2 separate regions of the Homo sapiens genome follow, and region 2 is linked to region 1. A link is an interaction called in ENCODE POLR2A ChIA-PET data of the cell type or tissue named here. Cell type or tissue: OCI-LY7. All regions are shown on one strand. Region 1 overlaps SLC66A1 (solute carrier family 66 member 1). Region 2 overlaps UBR4 (ubiquitin protein ligase E3 component n-recognin 4).

Evidence for each region. Peaks named below come from ENCODE experiments on the same cell type or tissue, not always from the same donor. Only the 100,000 strongest peaks of a DNase experiment are listed, where the experiment ranks them.
Region 2: POLR2A ChIA-PET joins it to region 1 with 16 read pairs; 2 of 35 experiments call an interaction of 5 or more read pairs at or near these places.

Annotation. Positions count from the first base shown.
Region 1 is chr1:19,314,300-19,316,799 of GRCh38, forward strand. The region is part of intron 1 of SLC66A1 (solute carrier family 66 member 1); the gene reads left to right. Among named protein-coding and RNA genes, the nearest start is that of SLC66A1, 3.2 kb to the left of the region's middle. RefSeq lists enhancers at 1,150-1,649, 1,561-1,730. In OCI-LY7, no CTCF peak of the experiment used is centred here; DNase peaks (open chromatin) are centred at 202, 1,462 and 2,132; H3K4me3 peaks cover 2,500 bases; H3K27ac peaks cover 2,500 bases.
Region 2 is chr1:19,121,922-19,124,421 of GRCh38, forward strand. UBR4 (ubiquitin protein ligase E3 component n-recognin 4) reads right to left here. Exons shown (of 106, transcript NM_020765.3): 66 at 912-1,139; 67 at 13-91. Among named protein-coding and RNA genes, the nearest start is that of UBR4, 87 kb to the right of the region's middle. RefSeq lists an enhancer at 232-1,431. In OCI-LY7, no CTCF peak of the experiment used is centred here; no DNase peak of the experiment used is centred here.

The DNA.
Region 1 (2,500 bases):
TCCTCAAGACAACTCCCCAACACGCACGCATACTGGGGTGCATCCATTTCATTTCCTCCTTAACCTAGGGAAAGGGGGAAGTGAGAGAGAGGCCGCAGGGGCCATAAACCAAGGTACCTTCCTCGAGACAACCCCCCAACACACACATGCTGAGATGTGTCCATTTCATTTCCTCCCTAACCTGGGGAAAGGGGGAAATGAGAGGGAGAGTCCCCAAGGTGGTTGAGATGCTGGACTCTCATCCTGAAAACAGTCGCTGCCATGTGTTGTCAGGCACAGGGCTGAGAGCTTTATGTGCATTTAGTCAGGGCAGCTGCCCCAAGGAGTGAGTGTCGTTAGCCCCATTTTATGGACAGGCTCAGGCAGGTTAATTCACTTCCAGGGCTGCTCAGCCTCACCTGTCAAATGAGCACAGTATACCCAACCTTGCTGGGGAGTGGTGAGGATGGCAGTGGATGAGCTGCAGCCTTGTGTTCAGACTCTGCAAGGGGGTGTGGGGGTGCACCCCAGTTGGCAGTGGTGGCTGAGAACATGAGGACTTGATTTGAAATGCCTTTGGCCTTGCAAACGTGTAGTTCTCACCTGGACTATATGGTTTTTTTTTTGTTTGTTTGTGTTTTGTTTTGTTTTTGAGAGTCTTGCTCTGTCACCCAGTTGGAGTGCAATGGCGCGATCTCAGCTCACTGCAACCTCTGCCTCCTGGGTTCAAGTGATTCTCCTGCCTCAGCCTCCTGAGTAGCTGGGATTACAGGCACGCACCCACCACGCCTGGCTAATTTTTGTATTTTTGATAGAGATGGTGTTTCACCATGTTGGCCAGGCTGTTCTCCAGCTCCTGAGCTCAAGTGATCCAACTGCCTTGGCCTCCCAAAGTGCTGGGATTACAGGTGTGAACCACTGCGCCCGGCCACACCTGGACTATATGTTAATTTGGAGTGGCCTTTCAGGGGCCGGAGATGGAGCATCAGGTGAAGGCTTCCAACATCATCTGTGCTGATGGTCCCCCAGGTGGGCCACGAAGACACAGGGAAGAGGCTTTCAGCCTCCCTGCCTGTGCCAGGCCCTGGAGGTAGTCCAGTGAGCTGGGCTGACAGTGACCTGGGGCACCCTTACCTTTAGGTCCAGGGTCTCTGCCCACAGCGAGTCACATTAGGGCTGAGGGTCTACGGCTTCCTGAGAGGAGGTGCTGACTCACTTCCTTTCCCTCCCGGTGCTCCCTGGTCTCTGTGTCCTCAGCAGTTCCGTGGGGCCAGCCAGGGACTAGCTGGGGAGCCCAGGCCTCCTGACACAAGTGGGAATGAAGGCAGCTAGAGACAGCCCCCACCTGGATGAGGAAATCCCCTCTGAGCACAGGGAAAAAAGAGGAAGCCCACTTTCTGGCTGTGCAGTCATGCCAGACCACAGAGGCTTCTCTGTCTCTCTCTCTCCCTCCCTCTCTCCCTCTCTCTCTCTCGAGCCACAGAAGTCTTCTGCTTCGCTGGTGACAGATGGACCTGAGGCGGGTGGTGTGGCAGGTGGCTATGAGCAGGGGTGTAGGTCTGAGTCTTGGGTTTGACTCTGTAGTTTCCTGGCTGGGTGGCGCTGGCACATCACTTCCGCACTCTGGCTCAGGCTCCTTGTGGATATCAGTGGTCCCCACTTCATAGTTGCTGGGAAGATGCAACATGAGTGCATGCAGGATGCTTGGCTCACCGGTCCGAGCTGTGGTGATGATCACTGATGGAGATGGCCCAGCCGAGCCTCACTTTCCCTCCCTCCTCTAAGGTGTCACGCAGGCAATGACTGCTCTACTCACTGTCCAGGGTGCCCGGGTAGCGGGAGAGGCCTGCCCTGCCCACCCCTGCGATCAGCCATATTCTGGCTTTGTCATTGTGACGGTGGGGAGGTGGCTGTGGACTCCCTGCTGTTAGGCATCCCCCCCACACTCTGTGAGCTCCTGGGAGAATACAGGCTGCATCGTCCCAAACTTGAGTCCTTGTCATTCATGCAACCCCGGGGATCCCTTGCTCCTCTTCTCCACTTGCCTCATCTGTGTGGGGCAACTCTTTATGGTTTGTGTGTGTGTGTGTGTGTGTGTGTGTGTGTGTGTGTGTGTTTTCTTTTAAGACAGGGTTCAGCTCTGTCGCCCAGGCTGGAGTGCAGTGGCATGATCATGGCTTGCTCTGCAACCTCCACTTCCTGGGCTCAAGCGATTCTTCCACCTCAGCCTCCTGAGTAGCTAGCTGGGACTACAAGCGTGTGCCACCACACCTGGCTAATTTTTGAATTTTTCATGGAGACAGCGTTGCCCAGCCTGTTCTCGAACTCCTGGGCTCAAGTAATCTTTCCCACCTCAGCCTCCTAGAGTGCTGGCACAGTGCCCAGCCCTTATTTTGTTGTTGTTTTGACACAGGGTCTTGCTCTGTCATCCAGGCTGGAGTGCATTGGTGTGATCATGGCTCTCTATAGCCTGTACCTCCTGGGCTCAAGTGATCCTCCCACCTCAGCCTCCTGAGTAGCT
Region 2 (2,500 bases), 190 kb before region 1:
AGCATTGCTTACAGTCATCTTTGATGCAGAATTTCTGCCAGTTGATGGTTCGCTGGGCGGCAATCTCTGCACAGGCTTTCAGGTGCTCCATCTGAAATAGGAACCAACCACGGGAAAGGAGTAACTCCACCACATTGCCCAGACAAGCACCACACCTGCTGCCTGGAGCCATCTCCCTGACTTTGGACTACACCTGAACATGATCTTCTGAGCAAGGCAGATGCTTGCTGAGATGTCTGGTCAACCTGGGACCATGACCCACACACTGCTGCAACCGCTGCAGCTCTTACCGAACCTGCCTTTGTTCTACCCCATCCCCACGCAAGGCGCTGTTTTCAGGAACCTTCAGACTACTCAATAAGGCAACAGCAAAAGGTAGACCATGACCTAAGAAACTATAATCCAGTTTACTTTTCTTGATATATAACGATAAGCAAGAACATGAGCCAGCTAGATTAAAGACGTTCTTTCTAGGTTGTTCACATACAAAATACTCAGTTTACTCCTCTAAGTCCAAACAGTTTCTCTTTAGGCAGCAATACATTTTTCTACTCGAACCTTCATCATTTCTTTAGTATTCAAGGGTAAAAACCAGAGGTGCACAAAGAGATCAGTCCTGACTAGGATGTAAGCAAATGGCACTGGTAAGAAGCTCGGGCCACTCACCTCACAGTGGAGGAACTGCTGCCAGGTGGGATGAGAGTGCTGAGGGGGACATCCCAGATCCTGAAGCCAACTACACATGGTACAGCACCCAGACAGGGGTTATGGATTTACCCTCATCTCAGCCCTAACCATGCCATTGTCAACACAGTTAAAAGTCCTGCATTATTACCTCCAGCCCTATTACCTACTTGGCTAAGCCTTATCACATCCCCCCTCCCTGCCCTACCAGGTCCCAGCCCTCGTACCAGGCTGATGAGTGTGTCATATTGCAAGGCGGAGCCTGAGCTGGCTGTAACCACACTTGCCCGGAGGAATATCCCCTGCTCTTCTAGCAGCTTCTTGATCCCACGCACGTGAGAGTCCAGGGTGTGCAAATCCCGGAGCTGGCGGTACTTCTCTTTGGATCCACAGATGAAGAGCAGAAGTTTGCGGACTTGACGGCGCACAAATGGAGTCTGCTGGATCATGAGGTACTTGAGAAGAAAAACACCACAAAGAGTAAATGACTCTGGGACTGTATCTATATCAACTGTGGCTCTCACACCCTGGGTTTTAATAAACTGTTATTAAAAGCTGGGGACAGGCCGGGCACGGTGGCTCACAGCTGTAATCCCAGCACTTTGGAATGCCGAGGTGGGCTGATCACTTGAGGTCAGGAATTTGAGACCAGCCTGGCCAACATGGTGAAACCCCATCTCTACCAACAATACAAAAATTAGCTGGCCGTGGTAGCACTGCCTGTAATCCCAGCTACTAGGGAGGCTGAGGCAGAAGAATTGCTTGAACCCAGAGGGCGGAGGTTGCAGTGAGCAGAGATCGTGTCACTGCACTCCAACCTGGGTCAACAGAGTGAGACTTGGTCTTAAAAAAAAAAAAAAAAACAAAGGCTGGGGAGAAACACAAACCAAGCTATTTCCTCTTGACCAAACCAGCCTCTCTTAAACTTAAATATCCTTTAATGAGACCAGGAGAAAGAAAGGGAGAGAAAGAAATCAAAGAGGAAAATACCAATATTCATGCATCTCTTCCTTGTGCCCTTAGGAATCTACAGGCAAGCTGGACTCCACTTCAGCCCACCCAAAGGGAAACTATCAAGAAAAAAACCATTCCAAATCTCTTTTTCAGGTAAAAGAGCTAAAGAGAAGATTGGGTTGGTACAACTATGTAACTCAAAATCCTCATCTGAGGTTTGCTAACAGATTATTCTTCCCAGAGTTAATCTATCTCAGGGTTGCTGTCTGGTTACTAAGGTTATTAAAGCCATTGTCTCTCAGTTCCCAACCCACCCCTACTGACACTGCCCAGTGATGCTGAGGCCAGAATTATGCCAATGCACTACTTCTTTGCCAGCTGGCTCCCTCTTAGGTTCTGCCAACAGGGAGGGACACTGGCAGCAGGAGGAAGAAGGGGCTTGCTTCTTCCCATCTGCCTGCAGTCCTAGCAACAGCCCTGCACCCTGGCAGCCACAGTGAGTTCTAATCATCAGCTTCTCTCACTGCTCCCAGCATCAACCGCATCACATCCCCTCAGGGAACCCACTTCCTGATAACTGCTTCAGGCAGTTACTATCCCTGTGTTACCTCATGTTTCCTTTTTATCTTTTTTGTTGTCCAACAGCATTTACCCAATTTCCCATATTGAAATCTCTCTATTAAGATAACTAGTATACTTTGTTTTTCTGACAGAACCTAAATTATTAAACTTGCCCATTATCAGCACGTGAGGCGAAGTTCAACACACAGAATCAGAAGGTAAAGTATGGCTTGTTTGATACACATCTCCCACAGTTCTACCACACAGTATGTTCCAGAAGGGCAAGACCAAGACCTACAAA